2 separate regions of the Mus musculus genome follow, and region 2 is linked to region 1. The links are chromatin loops, found by intact Hi-C in ENCODE. Cell type or tissue: gastrocnemius. All regions are shown on one strand. Links, peaks and the distances in the headings refer to the core of each region. The heading gives the core; the rest is flanking DNA. Region 1 has its middle 14 kb from the start of Gm33199. Region 2 overlaps Gm39265 (a long non-coding RNA gene).

Region 1 (10,130 bases), core at 1,361-9,360:
CCTCAAGCATGGAGTTTTAGCCCCAAAGTTTCCTCATAGCCCCAGATGGCTGCTGGAGCTCCGGATCCCACACTGATGTTCTAGCCAACTTGAAAGAGGCTAAGGGCTCATGTGTGCACCGCAGTCTTTAAGGACACCTAGCCCTGTATCCCACCAGCCGCAACTTTGTTGCAGGCTTAGAAATACCATCTTGATTCCAAGCAGTCATAGGGCCACCTGTAAAGGATGATTCTTGTTTCTAAGACGGTCTCTGGGGACTTTGGCTCCTCCATGCCAGTCGTCCCTGCACAGTGAGCACACATCAGGCTTGGTCACTCTCTGCCCTCTTCCTTGGGTCCATGAGGGCTGGAGAGGGAGGAGAGGGGATACAGGTAGAGCACCTGTGGGTGCCGCAGCACAGAGCCTGGGACTGAATACCTGAGAATGTCAGCTTAGAACGAGAAGTAACCTTGTCTCCAAGCCAGATGTCTTCCCCTTGATCCCCTCTCCATTTTCACCTGGCCACCTTGCTGTGGGCTGGTGCTGAGGTGTCATCGTGGGAAATTCATAATCTTGTGGAGCCCAGGAAGGGGGAGAGAGAGCAAGCTACAGGGTCAAGTTATCCCCTTCAAGGGCCACCATGTCCTGCCCCCTCTATTGTGGGTTGACCCACAATGACGTCAGTAACCCCCCCCCCCATCCAATCATATCACCAAAGTCCCACTCACTGGACAGAAGACCTCCAACAAGGGAGTCTTTGGAGGCTCAGAGCCAAAACAACAAATCATGACAAGGAATCCAAAGAAGTCTGAGGGGGCTCCCAGCTAAGCAGAAGAGAATAGGGCCCACACAGGGTGCACATATATTTGCACACGCATCCCACACACAGGAAGCAGAGCCCTGGCGAATTCTCACACTCACACCTCTGAAACCCTGGCTTCCCTAGGCAGCTTGGGATGAGGTCAAGAGGAGGCAGTGGGGGTGGGAGACAGGCTGGGACTAAGGCCAAATCTTTAACCCCAGCAGAGCCACTGGTCCAGGAAACCCAGACTGTGGTAGCTGGAGTTCTATGGACAGCCCGGTCTGTGGTATCTCTCATGCCTTCTGCCTCTCCTGGGTTGCCTCTAAAGACCTTTGGGATTCTCCAGTCTGTGGGTGGGGCTCTTTTCATCCTAGTGGTCACATTGACAGCTTTCCCAGCAAGGATCCCTGGAGAGTAGGGCGCTGCCAGGGAATGGAAGGGGAGCCATGGCCCTCCAATCCTCTCCTTTGAGAGCCTCGGGGTTCTCAGGCTTTCGCTTTAGGCCATGGCACTGCCCATAGCCTGGGGACCACACTGCTGACTCCCTATAAGGCAGAGCCCCAACCCTACCCACACTTTCTCCACTTCCTGCCCAAGCACAACCTGTGCACTCCCCAAATCTTAAACCAGCCACAAGGGGATGTCATGGGGCCCTGAAGGAGTCAACGGAGCCTTGGGCCCCAGGGCCTGAGACTCCACCATGGAGATGGTCAGTAGAAGGAGTCACAACAACCCAGACACAGTGAAAATGACTTGGGGTGAAGTGAGTTTCCCATCTGAGAGAAGGTGCTCTGTGCCCCAGCAAGGTGGACTTCAAGCAAAGTGAACGGCCAGAGTCAGAATGTCCCATGGTCAGAGGTGCCTTTCCAGAAAGACCTTGCAGTCCTCAATGTGTGAGCACCTGCCACACACTCCAGTGAAGCCTGCTTGACAGGCTGAGAAGCCTAGAAGCACTCACGAGGCAAAGAGTTTCATGGAAACTCACCTCCTGGAGCTTTGGCGTTCTCATTAACCCGTATACTCATACCCTATCCCCACATTAGTCTGGTGTATGGATCCACGTGCTCTCTTTTAGTATTATCTTATTATAAGTGCCTTTTAAGATTGAATTCTGACATAGCCAGAGCCTTCACCAGTGTTCCAAGGTTCCAAAAGCCGAGCTTGGAATCCAGCAGGAATGCAGTAAGGAAGTTACCTATTCAGTAACTAATTAACCATTACAAAAGACAGAGCCAGCAGCTCAGAGCTGGTCTGCAAAGTATTTACTAAGGACAGTAGCAAATCTCACCCAAACAAGGGAATACCATAATGGAGCTAGGGAATCCCACTGAGACAGGGATCTTCTCTACAGCCAGGTATAGCAAGCTTCATATTAGAAGCAAGTTGATGAATTCTTCTGAAGACCCAGGAAATAGGGGGGTTGTGGTATTGCAGTATTCATGAAAAGGTCTACTAGTGCAGAACCCCTGGTGGTGGGCTTAACAATAGACTAGCTTTACACCTGGCTCCCTTCTTAGTGGCAGTGGCCTGGTCCCCGCCTTCTTTTGATGTATACATTCCTTTTGTATTGCGGTGGATTGTATCTTGTCTGGTTTCTTGCTATTCTGCTGTATAAAAAGTTTGATGCTCGACCTGAAAAAATACATTCAGATTCTACACAACCTCCTGTGTGCATCTGTCTGTCATTCCCGCCAACTTCTTGCCCATCTGCACCCAGAGACTCGTTCCACGCAGACAAAGGGACCCAGAGGGTCTGCGGCAAGCACCCAACTGTAACATCAAAATACACAAAGCCAAAATGGATGACACTGGGAAAAGAAACAGGTGAGCCTACAGTCATGAATAGAAATCCTCTCCCCAGGAAAAATGGAGACACTACCCAGGAAACAGCCCGCCATTGTTCATCCACCACTGTGTATGTCAGTCTGTGGAGCAGTCTGTCCCCCCAGCAGCCTGACGCTCCCACCTCCAGTTCCCCAGGACCTTCGCCAAGACAGAAGCACTCCAGGCCCAACAGACTTCAGCAAACTCCAAACTAGCAAAGAAAACGTTCATCACACCTCATGTCTATTGGTATTCTGTCTGGACTTCACCCCACGGTTACCTGGCAGCAGCCAAGTAGGCCTGGCCCTATAAAAGGGGCCACTTGCCCCCTCCTCTTACTCTCTTACTCCTGTTTCTCTTCCTTGCCTCTTGCCCCTTGCTCTCCCTCTCTCCCCACTCACCTTCCCCCTCTCCCCACTTGACCACAGCCAGCCTCTACTTCTCTACTCTCTCTCTCTCTCTCTCTCTCTCTCTCTCTCTCTCTCTCTCTGCCTCTACTACCCTCTTAACTCCCCTCCCCATGCCTGAATAAAGTCTATTCTATATTATACCACCATGTGCCTGGTCCCTCAGGAGGAAGAGATGCCTTGGCATGGGCCAGCCAAGGCACCCCCTTCCCCCACACCCCACCAGAACATATTCTTATAGTTCTTTCTCTTTTTATGAGCACAGTAACATCAGGAGCCAGGAAGCAATCCACTATCCTGACAAGTTACACACAGAAGATGTTCTGCAGAGCCACCGCTGGGTGTCAAGGACCCTCTGAGGCTGAAGGTCTTGGTCCCTCAATTGTGTGAATGCTAGTGGGTGGAGGGCATCTGAGGCCGCAGCACTGCAAGGCGTTTGAAATCTGAAAGCCTGCCTGGAGGCTCCTGTGAATTCAGGCTCAGTCTCCCGTTCCACATCTAGGACAGGTCTATCTGATGCTGCTTTGTTTTCTGGTTGTTTACCCTCAGACAAGTCACTCACACTCACTGAGCCTCAGTCTTCTCCTGTGAAAAGGAAGGTGCTAGTATGAACCCCCAAATGCCTACAGTTAAGTGAGAATCTTGTGTGCTGCCTGTAAGGTTGGAGGGGCAGGGTCCTTTCCTTTTCCCTTCCAGATGGATAAGGCCTCTAAGAGTCACTGAGAGGACTGAGGGGGAAGTGGAGCCATAAAGTCCCCTCCTCCATCCAAACCCCAGGATATGTGACCCTTACCCGGTCAAAGCAGCAGCTGATGAATGAGCCCCCAGCCCCACCCCAGGCAGCCTCAGCAGGACTCAGGCAGTCCCGCCTGGGCCAAATGGTGACCTGTCTTTCTAAAGAAAGATGCTTATCTCTCTCCATCAGGAGACCCTAGGTAGCACAGGCAGACAGGACCCTCCTGCTGCCCCGAAAGGTGATCAGAGCCCACCCAGGCCTGTGTGCCAACGAGGGCAGTAAGAGACAGAGCCCTCACTTCAAACTGTTGCCTCAGGAGTCTCTGATGGGAAGACAAGGTTGAGCCTCTCAGATGAAAGACCTATACACACCTGGAAGGTTCCAAGAGAATCTGAAGCAAAGCGCCTGCAAAATGGCCAAATGATTCATGATAGAGTCTCGGGATCCAGCTGCGAGGACTGGGGTTTCCGGAGACTCCTGGTCTGGCACTGTCTTCTCTCACTGCTGACAACAGCTGGCTACCAAGGAAACCAAGGCAGAGCCCAGAGGCAGCCTGAAGGTGCCCAATGAGAAAGCCCATCTCTTGCTCACCTCAGCCCACAGCAGCCTCTTGCCTCCACCTCTACCTTCCCACCCAAACCCACAGCAAGGAGCCCACCCATTTGTCAATCTTCCTGTGACTCAGATCTGACCCCTTGAGCTGCCAGAAGGAAGCAGGGCTGCAGCGTGGGGTAGTGGCCAGGGGGACTGTCGTGGGAGCTTCTCTTTGCAAGCAATCCATAGGTCACCCCCTCTCTTCCCAGGCAGCACCAACTTGGCTCCACCTGGCGTGAAACTTGGCACAGGAGACCCACAGGGTACACGCAGCTTGGTGGTCATTTGCTCTGAGCTCAGCTGGTGGGCACACTGGCCATGGCCTGTGGCGTCATAGCTGGATCGCACTCCTACGAATGCCTTTGACATCAGGCAGCTTCCAACTCCCATCTACGTGAGCCTTGTCGCTGTAAGCCCTGTCCCTTCTAGTTTGGAGGTGACTAGCTGGTTACGTTCCATTCCTTCCCAAGTCCCCAGGATCTGCCCACTTTCTAGTCTAACCCATCAATAGTGCAAATGAGAGCACAGAGTCTCAGGAAAGGAGAGAGACCAGCCCATGGTCACACAAGAGCACAAATCTTCAGACCCTAACCCATCCACTGCTCTTTCTCTCACTGGAACCTGCGGGGAGCCGCCGTGGCCTGAGAACCGCGCCACCACCTTGGAGGTTAAGACGTGTATTTGCAGATGGCGCGTCAGAGCATCTGAAGCAAGATAGTTGTGGCAGGACCTTGGCATCGGCATTTTAGACACACTGAGGTTGTTTGCTGGGTTCACTCCGACAGTGCAGTCTGAGGCCATGCTGGTAATTCCGTCTCTGCTCACTAGATGGAGCCAGAGCCCCGGCGACCGAGACCTAGAAGACCCTCGTTCAGGTTGGGGGGAGGACGGGTCAGCTGAAGGTAGAAGAGGGGTTCAGTGGGGGAGGGAGGGAGCACACACCCGGGTTCTAGCTCTATGCTACCATCCACTGTGCCCCCACGGAGCGCTCAGTCTCCGTGACCCAGGGTTCTCATCCGGAAGGCACAGCAGTTACACCCCAGAGGCATTTGAGCCCAGACCTCAGCCTCTGCACTGTACATTAGCATTGTTAGACCTGAGTCTGTCTTCAGCACGAGGCAATGGAAGGCTGTCATATGACTCACAAGCTCTGCTGTCTCTCAAGTTTGTGACATACAAACCAATCTTGTGCCTGTAGGTGAGGCTTAGAGCTGGGGCCCGCTTTCTCAGTGGTCCGTAGAAGAGATACACATGCTGTTGCTGCATTTTAAGACCCCAGCACGCCCGCCCCGTCTTGGAATGTCCCACGCTATGAGCTGGAGACCCTCTGGAGGCTCGTTTCAGGTGGGCTAGCCTCTACCAATTGCAGCTGAAGGTGTTCCATCAGCCTTTGACCTTTGGTGGCTGAGGAAAGACACTCTCAAGCTAGGGTCAGACCAGGGTGGTGGCTGGTGCTGGAGCTCTGAGAAGGCACAGCCTTGCTCTGGGGGTGAGGTGAGAGGCGAGAGGAAGGAAACAGATGGGGCAGTGAACTCCCTGGGGTGTCAGTGTTCTCAGAAGCCCAGAGTGTGGTGGTGGTGGTGATGGTGATGATGGGGGTGATGGTGATGATGGTGATGATGTTGGTAATGGGGATGATGGGGATGATGGTGGTATAGAAGTGATGGTGATGATGGGGTGATGATGGGGGTATGGGGATGATGTGATGGGAATGGCTCCATCTTCTCCATACAGATTACATAATGATGCCCAGAGCATCCTTGCCAAGGCTGCTTGTCAATGCTGTGTTCATTCAGGGACTCGACTTCCCCAGCACACCTCTGGCATGCCACACCCTGCCTGCTGCCTGCCTCCCAGAGCATCTGCACAAACATCCAGACAGCCAGGCATGATCTGGGTGGAGCCCACATGTTTAGCTGCTATTGCCCTTTCCTGACTGCATAGTATTCCCTCATGCGACTGCACAGTGGGACATAGTGTCTTTTTGATGGACATCTGTGTTGTTTCTGGAGTTCGGTGACTGCTGCCAGGCTAAGCAGCTATGAGCCGTTGTATGCGGATCTTGTGGGAAGCACAAACCCTCTTTTCTGTGAAGCAGAGTTGCTAGTGCCCAGTGTGTGTGATGTATAATGACTTTACATTTGTCAAGGGAGCCCTGCTCCTTAGCAGTGGGTTTCAGGACCAATCAAAGGAGGTCAGATAGGACAAAGAGTGGTGTAGCCCAGGATGGCATCCTCCTGTCTCAGTGCTGTGATGTAACACCATGACCAAAGCAACTTGGGTAGGAAAGGGTTTGTTTAGTTTATGTTTGCACATCACAGTTCATCATCGAAGGACATCAAGCAGGGCAGGAACCTAGAGGCAGGAGCTGATGCAGAGGCAGTGCTGTTGGGGGAGGGGCGTTGGGGACCTCTGAGTGGCTTGCTCAGTCTGTGAGGCCGAATGTCTTCGTGGCCTTCACTATACACCAGAATCCTAGAGAAGTGGGCTCTGATGCCAGAGAAAGTGTGGGCGTCCTAACAAGGTGCAAGTGAGTAGGCAAAGAGCAAACTCTTCCTTCTCCCGAGTTCTCGTTCAGGCTTCCAGCAGAAACTATGGCCCTTCCCCAAGGTCTGGATTAGAAGTGGATCTTCCTACTTCAAATTAACCAAAAAGGGAAAAACCCTCGCTGGTGTGCCCTCCATTTTTGAATTCTAGATGATTCCAGATGTGGTCAGGTTGGCTACCCAGACTAGACATCACACTCTGCCCTCAACGGCGAGGTCTATAGGCACAAGATATGTGCCACCCCACCCTTTTCTAGAGCTGGTTATGGTAACACACCTGGACCCCTCACCGTAATTCCTGTTTTCGTGCCAGCTGCACTCATGGAAGGCCTCACACACATGGTCTCGGGCCTCAGACTTGGAGAGAAGCAGAGGAAGTGGGCAAGGGCAGGCGGGGAGTCATGAAGCATGCTGGGATGGCAGACACTTGGCCACAAGGAGGTTGGCAAAGAAGAGGGCACTTGTGTCAGGCACAGTGACCAACTGTAGCACTCTACGGTAGTGAGTGCCGAGGCACAGCCTCACAGGCTCAGTGAATATCTTCCTGCTTCACTGCAGAACAGTCCAGAAACACAGTCACTGGCCAGCAGAAGCTGCCTGTGAGAGTGATCTCAAGGATGGAAAGTAGAGAAGAGGTGAGAGACATGTCACACACACAGAGGTGAATGTCAGTCACACACAGCGCAAAGTGAATGTCACACACACCACAGAGAAACACCACTCTGCCGGCGGCCAGGGTCTGAGCCGAGGCTCTGTCCTCGAAGCTTCGGAGGCTGTGAGGAACAAGGGCTCCTCAGGACCTGGGTTCAGAGGGTGATGGAGCAGTTGGAAGGTCTCAGCAGAGACCCTGCAAGGTGAGATTGAGGAGTAGACAGACACAGAGGATACAGTTCAGATACGGCACCCACGTGGGCCAGGGGTAGAATTGACAGAGAAGATGCAAAGGATGCTGGGAGCTCTACAATACACATTACCTGCTGTGTGTCTCCATGTCACAAAAAAACAAACAAATACCTCCATACTCTGGTATGAATGTCGTCTGCAGCTGGGACATAAAATGAGAAGGAAGAGGACCAGGAGGTGGACATACACAAGTGCATTCTGGGAGAGACCTCCAGCATCACTCTGTCCACCCCCTCATCTTAAAATGGGAAACCAGAATCGAAGGGCTCTTGTATTGACAGCCACCAGCAACAGACCCAGTCCCTCTGTCTGGTCCCAGTCTGATGGCATCTGTCCAGTGGTAAAATCAGGCTTCTCACTGTGCCCAGTGACACCCACCCCACACCGTCATTTTCCTCTCGCTTGCTGTGTAAAATTAACTGGGCCATGAGTTTCAGAAAAGCACACCTGTTGCCTCCTTCAGTGGCAAGAAAAAGAAACCAGCAGGGACTTTCCTGCCAGCCGGCCCGGGTGGGTGAGAGGCAGGCAGGGTGCAGGGTGGAGGGTTGCACCTCTCTGTGGGACAGAAGGAAGGTCCCTGGGACATTTGCCATCTGTCACATGTGTGCTGCGTCCCTCACACGTGAATCTCTGTGCTTCGTGCTGAAGTGTGACACAGGAGCCAAAACAAAAACAAACAAAAAAAAATGCAGATTCTAAGCATGGCTCAGCACATAGTAGGTAGCCACAGTGTCCTCTGCACAGTCCATAGCAACAGTGTCCTCTGCACACAGTAGGTAGCAATAGTGTCCTCTGTACACAGTAGGTAGCCACAGCATCCTCTGCGCACTGTAGGTGGCAACAGTGACCTCTGCACACAGTAGGTGGCAACAGTGTCCTCTGAGCACAGTAGATAGCATAGTGTCCTCTATGCACAGTAGGTAGCACAGTGTCCTATGCGCACAGTAGGTGGCAACATGTCCTCTGCACACAATAGATAGCAAGTGTCTTCTGTGCACAGTAGGTAGGCACAGTGTCCTCTGTGCACAGTAGGTAGCAACAGCACCAAAGAGAGAACCAGAGGAACAGGTGGCATCAGCCAGAATCCCTTTCTGTCTCCACCACAGACGACCAGATTAAAGTCGAAGCCCCCCAAGCCTTCCCCCATGTCTCCCAGCACACGGGTCTGTCTCTTCTCTCTTCCAGATCCCATGACATGTGGTCACATGAGTGATACTAAGTTGCATTTCTGTAGATTAAAGGAAAAAAAAACACAATATAAGCAGTCTGGTCACAGCCCAGTGGCAGGTGCCTGGTGCTGCTGTTCCCGCTGGGAGCAGGAGGAACATGGGTTGAGTGGCTTTCTGCCCCGCACTGTATGTATTGAAAGCTACTACCTGTGGCATCACTGCCCCAACTGTAGGACCACCCACTCGACATGGAGGTGGCAAGTCCCAGTGACCCTGTGAGGTTTCCTGGGAAAAGATACCCAAGATCACAACTCTGGGGTCATTTCTTTGACAGACCTGTCTCCTGGACTTTCTCCACAGGCCCCAGAGGCTGCACATCCAAGGTTAAGACAGCCAGACAGCCAGGCAGCTGAGGAAACTTGGGGAAGAGGAGAGCCGGAGTGACCAGCAGAGGGCGCTGCTGCCCTTGGCATCCTCCAGGCCACACTACCAGGCTGGCCTCCTAAGGCTCCTGCTCAGACCACAGTCTGAGGCACACATAGAGGCACACAACCTGGGATTGGCATGAGTCCACAGACAGGCTGATGGTAGCGGTGGGGAGGGGGGGTCACAGGAATTAGCTGGGCAGAAAAGAGGTCTCTGCATACCCCAGGATAGGAGACTGGTGAGGCACAGACCCTGGAGTAAGACTGTCCCCAGTGCTCCCCAGCCGGTGTCCTCACCAAGCATTTGCCTGAGACTCACCCTGTCTTTATGGCCTCGCCCCAGTTATCATCTGGACTTTGTGACATACTGCCAGGGTCAGAGAGAAAATGAAAACGAAAAAGAAAAAGAAAGCTGGGCAAGAACTTGCCACAGAGGCCAAGGCCAGCCACCCCTGTTAGCCGTCCCTTTATCCGATGCGATAAGCACTGATTGATTATGACCAGACTGGCTTGGAGGAAAGCCCTGAGAACAGAGGTCAGAGGTCAGACCCTTGTCCCCTTCCCTTCCCACCATGACAAAGAGCTCACGTATCATCCCCTGTCACTCAACAGTTGATGAGCACATCTGTGTCCAGGGGCATGTGAGTCAGGGGACTGACAGCCATACGGCCAGAGCCTCATACCTTGGGAACAACCCCATTCCCACCCTCCGTCGCCAGCACACACTGAAGGAACTTTAATGTTC
Region 2 (10,130 bases), core at 1,022-9,021, 120 kb after region 1:
CATGCCTCAGGCTCCCAAGGGCCTTCTAGTCAGCTTCCAGGGGCCAGGCCTGTTAGGCCAACCCACAAGTGGCTGTCCCTCCCCCTCTACAAGAAGAACCTTGACACACACCCTGCATGAAAGGAACCTGCCAGGTTTTTCCGAGCACCAGAAGAAAAGCCAGGCTGCTGACATCTGAAATAAATACCTCCTGTCTTGATCCCTGGGTCTGCGAGGATCTTTATTCCATAAACATCTGAGAGGGCTGTCTCTCAGCAGAAACAGCTTGGCCTCCAGGCGCCTAGGCCCTGGCTTCTATTACTATGTATGCGAAGGTTGGGGGGTGGGAGCTTGTGGCCAGGGGCCAGCACACTTCTTTACCAGCACAACCCTGGCAGCAACCATGGCTTCATAAGCATGAGGGGCTGGCCCTGAAGGTGGGGCACAGCTGCCCCACGCCTGTGTGCTCTGGGAGCACAGGACCAGTGTGAACTCAGGGAAGCCCCTGCACAGGTATGCAGGAACTTTTGAATGTTTTAAAGCTGAGTTTCAGCCTGAGATTCGTAGAGTCTCCAGGCCTAATGGCCTAAGGCAGAGACCCACTGGGTATAGGTCTCTGCTGCACACCAGGATTTAAGTTCCGTGTGTATTCAGGAGGGGTGGATCCTCAGCTTTTAGGGTCCCAAAAGTCCGGAATCTATATGCCCAGCCTGGTCTCCTGTTATAAATGAAAATGCAAAAGACAAAACTCAGGTGTCACACAGCTGGGATCTGGGCTCTCAGGAGGAGGTGGAGGAAGCAGAGTTGGGGGTTAACGGTCATCCCTACTGAATACTGCACTCAAGGCCAGCAGGGGTCCTAAGAGACCCTGTCTTAATAATAATAATAATAATAATAATAATAATAATAATAATAAACCCAACTTTAGCCCGCTTGAGTGAGAAAAAGAGAAAATGAATTGGCTGGCTATCAGTGACAAGACACAGGGATAGCTGGCAGCCAGCAGGGTGGGGTCTGTGAGGTCCAGGAGTGCAAAAGCCACAGTCTAACTCTGAATATGGGGCCCTCTGCCCTGCAGTAAGCCCAGACACACCCTCCTTGCTCTGCCTGCAGCTGGAACCGTCGCCCAGCCTCTAGCAGAAGTCCTGGGAGCTGGAGTGGCCATGTGGAGTCTGTGTGAATAGGGATGGCCAGTGGGCTTAGGCCAGAGATAACGAGTCACCTGCACACCAGCAGTGAGCAAGGGGTGCATGGCTGGCCACAAGAAGGCCCAGCGGTGCTCTGAGAAATGGGTTTGGGAACAAAGTGGGACAAAATGTGCCTCCTGTGTCCAGGAAGACAAACTCCCAAGGCACATTCAAGATGTGGTGCCACACATCTCTAACTCCAGCGCCTGGGAGATGAGGCAGGAGAATTGCTATGAGTTTGAGGCCAGCCTGAGTCCCACAGCAAGTACCATGAAGCCAGTGCTATAAATGAGAACTTGTCTTTAAATAAAAAGGGGGGGGAGGGGCTCGTGCACAGGTGCTGAGATTGTGACCAGTCCCAGTCCCGGGCAAGGCCAGCTGCGCCCCTGCTGCAGAGGTGAGCTTCGGGAAGCAGCGCCATCTACTGAGGGCTGGGCTCCTAACACCGTGGGTGTGACCTTGTGTGCAAGCAGGATCCCAATGAGACGACTCCAGATGAAAATGGCCCTTGATTGTATTGACGGCTGTCCTTATAAGGCATCGTTGAGGAGATGTGACAGACACAAGGCAGATAGGAGAGACTAAAATGAAACACCAGAAGTTGGACGAGCCTGCTCCACCCACCTGGACCTCAGACTACACGAGTGTGAGAGGAGGAAACTTCACTTTGAACCCTCACCCCAACCCAGGTCATTGCTAAACAAAACTCCAAGGAGACACACACACACATCAGTTCTGCTGTCTTCCTGAGGATTCCTACCGCTAAAAAACATCATAACCAAAAGCAGCTAAGGAAGAAAGGCTTTATTTCAGTTCTCGAGTCCCAGGTTCATGGGGCAATCAGGGCAGGAATTTAAGGTGGGAATTGGAGGCCGCATCGGTGCAAAGGCTATGGAAGGATGCTGCCTCCAGACTTGCTCTGCCTGTTAGAGCGCCCAGGACCACCTGCCCAGAAACAGCACTGCCCACAATGGGCTGGGCCCTCCCTCCCACAACAGTCACTAAGAAAATACCCCACAGGCTTGCCTATAGGTCGGTCTGGTCTGGAGTATTTTCTCCCTTGAGATTCCCTCTTCCCAGATGGCTCTAGCTTGTATCAAGCTGACATGAAACTAGCCAGCACGTTGAGCCTGGCTCTGACCAGATGATGTAAACCAGGCACCCCAACACGAGTGCAAGGCCAAGAACCCCAACATCCCAACATGGAACTCCTTCCTCCACAGTCCTCACTCCACTCCTCATACCCCAGCCTCCCAACCTGGGGTTTTCTGAAAAGGCCACAGGGACATTTGAGGAAGTACCGGCCATGAAGGCTGGGAAAGTCCTCTGGGCCTCATGACTCCACTTCCTAGGTGACCCCAATCTGAAAAGACGTCCTCCTCCAAACTCTCCTCAAGGTCCTTTAAAGGGGAAAAAACACATGCCATGCTCCCCAGCCCTCCAGCCCAGCCCAGTCAGCACATGGATGGCAACCCGGGAGTGACACCGGGAGTCAAGCTGTCAGGAGCCACAAGTCTCCACACACAAAACCCAGCATTAAAATCCCCAGGGGCCACACCCTCTAACTGCATGTGGTCAGCTCCAGACGGTGGCACTCTCTGCCACCAGAACAGTGGCTAGTCTCGGTGGCCAGCAGAGAAGCCAGTTCCTAGCCATCTCTGACTAAACCAGCTTCCACGGCTCATGCGTGTGAGGCTTCAGTCTGACCTGAGCCCATGCTGTGAACTTCAGGCTACTCTTTAAGGATGATCAGAGCCAGGCTGTAGAGATGGCAGATCAGGGATTGCTCCCACCAGGACTTTCTTGTCTACTTGACAACCAGCATATAGAAGCCACCCACTTCTACCAGAACTATGCTTCCTGCCCACTATGCCCGGAGTAAGAAGCACGTGGCATAATTGGTAACATGGATAGAAGGAAGCATGCGGGGCTGGAGAGATGGCTCAGCGGGTAAGAGCACTGACTGCTCTTCTAGAGGTCCTGAGTTCAATTCCCAACAACCACATGATGGCTCACAACCACCTGTACAGCTACAGTGTACTCATATGCATAAAATAAATAAATAAAATCTTTTAAAAATAAAATAAAGGGGGCAAGTTATCAGCCCCATTAAGCTACATTAAAGGAGGAGGAGGAGGAGGAGGAAGAGGAGGACGAGGAGGAGGAGGAGGAGGGGGATGCATGGACATCTTACACAAATGGAAGGACCAGGCGCTAGCTTGTGCAGGGGGAAGGCAGTGATGGTTATAGCCACATTCGTGGTAACAGTTATTGATGGTGATTCGAAAAATTCGAGTGAATACAATGATAGAGATGGTGACCATGGTAGTGGTGATTATGGTGGCGTAAGCCATGCTATGGCGGTGCTGATGGTAATGGCAGTGATGATTCTGATGACAGTTGGTATTGATAACAATAGTGTTTGAAGTGACAGTGGCGGTTGTGGTGGTGGTGAGGATAAAACTTAGAGTCCCCTCTAGAGCTTGGGTTCCTCAGTGGGAGCTGTACCCCACATATTCTATCCTTTTATGTTCATAGTGCCTTGCACATAGTAGGTGCTCAAAAATACATTACCCAGGTATTACTTTGTTCTTCGAGTTGTTAAAGCAGAGGAGTCCCCACACCAGCTGGCCCCAGTGCAAGCACCTTTGAAGTGGACCTGAAGTGAGACCACACCTCAGCAACTCTGTGTCCAGAGCCAAAGGACATCAAGACAAGAAGCAAAGCCTCTGACCCAGGCCTCGCTCTTCACCGCAAGCCCCACGTTACCCATCCACACACTGGCCAACCTCCCTGAGTTTCCATTTCCTCGTTCCTCAGGGCAGCTTGCTGCAAAGAGAGGCGGAAACAGCTGGGACAGATGGCAGCACGTGGTCAGAGGTAAGCTGAAATGTCTAAAGCGGCTGGCAATGCTGGCCCATGGCCTGGTGATGCTGGCCCGTGGCCTGGCAATGCTGGCCCGTGGCCTGAGGGTAAGCATCTCATCCTCTCTTGGGCAGAGTTATAGCACACTTAAAGAAATGACTGCAGGGAGGCCAGCAGTCCCCCCTCCCCGTGTGGGGGACAGGTCAGTGTTCCTGTAGATGGAGATGCCTATGTCCCTTCCTTGGGGTGGCTCTGGGTCATCTGTAGAAGTAATTATTTCTCCTTAAAAACTACAGCAGTATCAAGGAAGATACACAATTCCCAGGGATTGTCCAGATCAAGCAGAGGACTCACAGATGTGGCCAGGGAGAACACGCAGCAGGTAAGGCCTGGTCTGGGAACCACAGCTTGTCCTCAGAGACCCACATGCTAGGAGAGGGTCAACTTTCACAAACTGATCTGGGACCTCTGCACAGGTGCTGTGGTGTACATACACTAACACAATTAAACAAATGTAATTTTAAATGGTTTTAAGTTTGAAGAACTTGAAACCATTTTAAATTTTAAAACCACCCTAAATTTAATTTTTTTTAATTTCTAAGAAATTTAAAAATTAAATAGCTCAGACCTTGGCATAGCGGGTTTGTGAAGGCGAGGTACAGGGGGGCAGGAGAGCCACTGGAGACCCAGGCCTAGCACGGAGTCCTTGCACCCCCTGCTGTTCACTCGGGATGTGACCGCCAGTTTCCCATATGTCAGTGATTTTTTTCCTGTGACTGAGAAATTATGGCACATGCCTTTAATCCCAGCACTTGGGAGGCAGAGGCAGGTGGATTTCTGAGTTCGAGGCCAGCCTGATCTACAAAGTGAGTTCCAGGACAGCCAGGGCTATACAGAGAAACCCTGTCTCGGAGGAAAAAAAAAAAAAAAAGCAAGCTTAAGAAAGAGTTGATTTGGGCTCATAATTCACGGCAGGGAAGCCATCCTTGAGCAAGAGGCAGTTGGCCACGCAGCATCCGAGGTCAGGAACAAATGGTGAGTGTCGGCACTCAGTTCACTGTCTTCCCTTAACTCAGTCCAGGGCCCCAGCCTAGGAAATGGTGCCGCCCACTTTTAAGATAAGGCTTCGCACCCAGTTAACCCTGTCAAGACGATCCCTCATGGGTGTGCTCGGAGGCTTTCTCCTAGATGGCTCTGGATAGCGTAGAGCTAGTCATATAACCATCATAGGCTATGCATAGACACTAGATTACAGCTACTTGCTAGGTGGTGACAAACTCTGCACCCCTGCCCTTCCAGCCTGTCCAAAGGCTGGGGCTCCCCATTAGGTAGGGTGGTGACCCCCAACTTGCCTAATTTCCAGGAAAACCAACAGGCTTATTAATGTCAGTTTGCCCCCTTGGACCCTGTTCAGCACCTCAGGGATGGAGGGGCCACACCTATGTGAGGCCAGTTTCCCAGGGGAGTCCTAGAAGTGAGTGTGCAGTGACTCAGGTCACTGGGGAAACCTGACAGTCCACAGCACCAGACTATCCACCTTTGAGCTCTTATCACTGGTTGCCAGGTAGTCCTACTACCACCTGCACCGTGACAGCAGTGCAAACTCCAGATGTCCTGAGAGTCCTGTGTCCCGTTCCTAAGGAGGCTCTAGTGACCATGAAAACTGTTCCACCAGGAACCACAGGAATTCAGGGGCCTGCCGGGCATCCTGTGTGAGCATGTTACAGGTTTGCTGAGCCTATTCTACCAGTATTGCCTCGGGACCCCATGGGTGTCAGCAAACGTCATGCAGCACTCAGAGCTGAGTTGTCACAAGGATGGTCGAAACTCACGGTTAAATGACCACACTGTGGAACTTCACTGCAAAAACTGGGAAAGCTTAGGGAAACCTCACTGCCTTGGATTTTTACCCTCTGTTCAAAATCCTCCATTTTGGAAAGCGCAAGCAGCCAGCGACCAGTGGATTGCCACCATACCAAGCGACTATCAATCATTGGATGATTTTTCTTTTCTTTTCTTCCCTTTTTTTTTTTTTTTTAATGTATGTGAATACACTGTCACTCTCTTCAGACACACCAGAAGAGGGCATTAGATCCCATTACAGATGGTTGTGAGCCACCATGTGGTTGCTGGGAATTGAACTCAGTACCTCTGGAAGAGCAGTCAGTGTTCTTAACCGCTGAGCCATCTCTGCAGCCCAACCATCGGATTCTTAAAGGAACAGTTTCCTCAAGGATGAGAATACCTGCTTTCTATGCTCATCCCCAAGTCTCACCTCGTCCATGCCTAGATCAACCTGGCACAGGTGTTTTCCGAAAGGAGTGGAACCCAGAATATCCCTCCCAAAGCAAGATGCTGCCCACAGCCTGCACTAGCTCAGCGGGCAGCTGAGGGAGACCCTGAGGTATTTAGGTCTGGCTGATTTCAGTGCTGACTTCATAGGGGAAGGGAAGCAAAAGAACAAAAAGATGAAGTAATTTTAGAAGCCCCCTCGAGGTGGGCCCACCCATAGGGTTTGGATGTTTTCCCTTACTAAGCACTTATGAAGTACCTATGTCCCAGGCAGTGTCCCAGGTGCTCCAACAAGACCAACATGGGAGGCTCCCACGTCGTTGAGTCTGAGTTGACTCCCACATCAGTCAGTCTTGGCTCAGATTTCGGATGCTCCAACTCTACACGGTTTGCTTAGATCTCCGAGCGCCCCCTGCTGTCCAGAGCTGAGAATACAGTGCATGGAAACAGCTGTGGTGGGTGCCAAACTCAGGAGACAGGGGCCAGTGAAGAGGCCCGGGAGCAGAAGACAACCCTTTGAAAAGGTATCTTTAGGCCCTTTTCTTGGCCAGAGCTGTGTGTCTCGGGAATGACAAAGGACGTAAGCATGGACCGGCGAGGTGGTTCCTCAGGAAAGTCTCCCATTGCAGAGCCTGAACGGCCTGAGTTGGACCCCCTGTGTAGTAGAGAACTGATACCCACAGGTTGCCTTCTGACCGCTGCACACTCAACATAGCACCCACGTACCCACCCACATATACAAAGTACATACTAAACGAATAATGCTCTCGATGTAACAGGATCTCTCTGGATGTAGTCCTGAAACTATGTAAACCAGGCTGCCCTCAAAAACCTGGCTCTCTTGGGTACTGGGATTAAAAGCAGGAACCACTACACTGCTAAAGATGGTTTAGGGTTGGATGTGGTGGCACATGCCTTTGATCCCAAAACTCAGGAGGTAGAGGCAGGTGGATCTCTATGAGTTCAAGGCCAACCTGGTCTACAAAAATGACACCTGAGAAACCCTTGTCTCAGGAAACACAAACCAAAAACACAAGATTTCTTTTTAATGCTGTGTTTATGGGGGGCATGATTCTGGCAGCGCAAGTGCCGGCAGAGCCCAGAAGAGAGCATCAGGTCCCCTGGAGCTAGAGTTACACAGGCAATTTGGAGCCATCTGACGTGGGTGCTGGGGACCAGACTCAGGTCCTCTGGAAAAGCAGAACATGTTGCTAACCACGGATTCATTTCCCCAGCTCTGAAATCACTCTTCTTTAAAGAACAAGCACAAAGCCTGGAGATGGAGCTCAGTAACCCAATGCTTGCCTGCGCGTGTATGAGAGGCCCCAGGTTCAAGCCCTGTACTGCTCCAGAAGGGGTAGGGACATTTGCGCTTGTTGAGACCCTTCCCTTTGGAGAAGACTTTATGCCATGGTGTGGGCCCCAAGACTCCTCCACCCCAGTCCTGGGGAAGCTTCAGAGGAGGTCCAAGGTGACTTCCCACCAGCCCAGGCCTAATGGAGTGCGACCCCTGCCAGTGCTCAGCAGTGGCCGCTTCTCAGATGCCAGCGGCGGCAATGTAAGTGGTGCCCAGTCGGAAAGCAAAGAATATAAAAGTGCAAGGTGACCAGAAACAAGGTGACCAGAAAGAAAGGTGCCGCACCTGGGTGCACAGGAATGAGCAGAGAAGCGGCAGGTGCACAGCCAAAGGCCCACCACTGGCCGACGGAGAAACAGCATTCTGCGCATGCGGACTAGACATGCTGCCATAAAAACAGTGCAGTAGAGCTGGGCGTGGTGGTGCATGCCGGGATGCTAACACTTGGGGTGCTAATATCAGAGGGTTGTCATGAGTCCCAGGGAAGCATAAACTATCTTGGAAAAAAAAAAGGACATTTCCTAGCATTCTGCAGGATGGTTTGGCTCTGATTTAGGTCCACAGCAAAGGGAAGTTCCATGTCTTTCAGTGGCTCTGACAGGAGCTGCAAACCTAGGGAAGGATGTGAGAAATCTTCACGACGGAGCTGTGCTCCCAGGCAGAAGGTCCGAGCTGACTCGGGGGGGGGGGGGGGGACCTGAGTTCCTGAGAGACGTGACACTTCAACCCTCTGACTTAAGTCCTCCATTGAAAACAACAGCCATCACTGTGACCTGAATTTATGTAACAACAACAACAAAAGAGAGAGAGAGAGAGAATGGAACCAAAAAACTAGTATCAAGTATACAAGTTTCGGGGCTGGTGAAATGGCTCAGTGGGTAAGAGCACCCGACTGCTCTTCCGAAGGTCCGAAGTTCAAATCCCAGCAACCACATGGTGGCTCACAACCATCTGTAATATGACCTGACGCCCGTCTGAAGACAGCTACAGTGTACTTACATATAATAAATAAAAAAAAAAAAAAAAAAAAGTATACAAGTTTCAATGAAAACCCATGACCGGTCTCCTCCACAAACCACTAATCCTACAATAAGGCTCCCAGTAAAAACCTGGAAGCCAGGCATGGTGGCACATGCCTTTGACACCAGAAAGGTGGAGGCAGGGGAGAGCTCTGTGAGTTCAAGGCCAGCCTGGTGTACAGAGCTAGTTCCAGGACAACCAGGACTACATAGAGAAACCCTGTAGCAAACAAAACAAAACAAAAAAAAAGAACGATTATATGTTTGTCCCAACAACTAAGGACATTAATACGCTCCCAGGAGAAAAAAGAAAAAGAAAAGTGGATGTCAACTCAAACCCTGTGTCAACGAGAATGACTCATCACAGGCTAGGATTGCTGAACCCCAATTAAAACCATGTTGAATATGAAAATCTCAAAAAAAACAAATAAAAACAGATTTTTCTAGATTATGGAGAAACCACAGCGGGACCATGGCTCCTGCTCGGCTTGCTGTAGCCATGCAGAGAGCCCAGGCCCTGCTTGACTTCTTGGACCACCGTGTCACAGCTACGCTTCGCTAGGCCCCCCTCTTGCATGAGCACCGTCCAAGCTCAAGGATCTCTTCCCTTCCAGACAGGGTCTCTGGTGCTTACATGGGACAAGGTAGTAGGCTGAATCTTCCAAGTCCTCATCAGGGGCCAGGCCGGCACTCACAGAGCCACTGCTCTGCAGGCTGCAGCTCTGCTGCTGCCAGCTTGTGGCAGAAGTTGGAACATGAGGCATGCTGGGCAGTCATCCCTTTACCGGCCACATCCCAGCTTTCTCACTGCAATTTGGTTGTCAGGGTCTACGTAGCCCTGGTTGGCCTAGAACACTCTGTCAGCCGGACTGTCCCCAAACTTACTGTCATCACTCTGGCTTTGCTTCTGCCTTCTAAGTGCTGGTGTGGAGACAGTGTCACCATGCCTGGCCAGCTGTTAGAGCCTGGCCTGCTCTGCACAGCCCCAAAGTTACCTCTATTCAGTGGTGACAATTTCAAGAACTAAAGTAACTCCCGGCAATTTCTGTAGGCTACCACACAGGATTATGTCAGGCCACCTGTACTGGCTGGTTTTGTGTCAACTTGACACAGCTGGAGTTATCACAGAGAAAGGAGCTTCAGTTGGGGAAATGCCTCCATGAGATCCAGCTGTGGGGCATCTTCTCAATTAGTGATCAATGGGGGGAGGGCCCCTTGTGGGTGGTGCCATCTCTGGGCTGGTAGTCCTGGGTTCTATAAGCAAGCAAGTTGAGCAAGCCAGGGGAAGCAAGCCAGTAAGGAACATCCCTCCATGGCCTCTGCATCAGCTCCTGCTCCCTGTTCCAGTCCTGACTTCCTTTGGTGATGAACAGCAGTATGGAATTGTAAGCAGAATAAACCCTTTCTTCCCCAACTTGCTTCTTGGTCATG

What was found. A loop is a pair of places that touch in the nucleus more often than their neighbours do. Peaks named below come from ENCODE experiments on the same cell type or tissue, not always from the same donor. Only the 100,000 strongest peaks of a DNase experiment are listed, where the experiment ranks them.
Region 2: a loop joins it to region 1, with 9 times the contacts of the local background. A loop is called at or near these places in 41 of 42 quality-filtered maps.

What each region holds. Positions count from the first base shown.
Region 1 is chr8:120,795,740-120,805,869 of GRCm38, reverse strand. No RefSeq gene overlaps it. Among named protein-coding and RNA genes, the nearest start is that of Gm33199, 14 kb to the right of the region's middle. In gastrocnemius, for the core only: a CTCF peak has its summit at 5,169 (motif pointing right); a DNase peak (open chromatin) is centred at 5,169.
Region 2 is chr8:120,675,222-120,685,351 of GRCm38, reverse strand. Gm39265 (a long non-coding RNA gene) reads left to right here. Exons shown (of 3, transcript XR_879259.2): 3 at 1-163. Among named protein-coding and RNA genes, the nearest start is that of Cox4i1, 12 kb to the right of the region's middle. In gastrocnemius, for the core only: CTCF peaks have their summits at 1,586 (motif pointing left), 4,736 (motif pointing left) and 6,742 (motif pointing left); DNase peaks (open chromatin) are centred at 1,589, 4,082, 4,741 and 6,733; H3K27ac peaks cover 731 bases.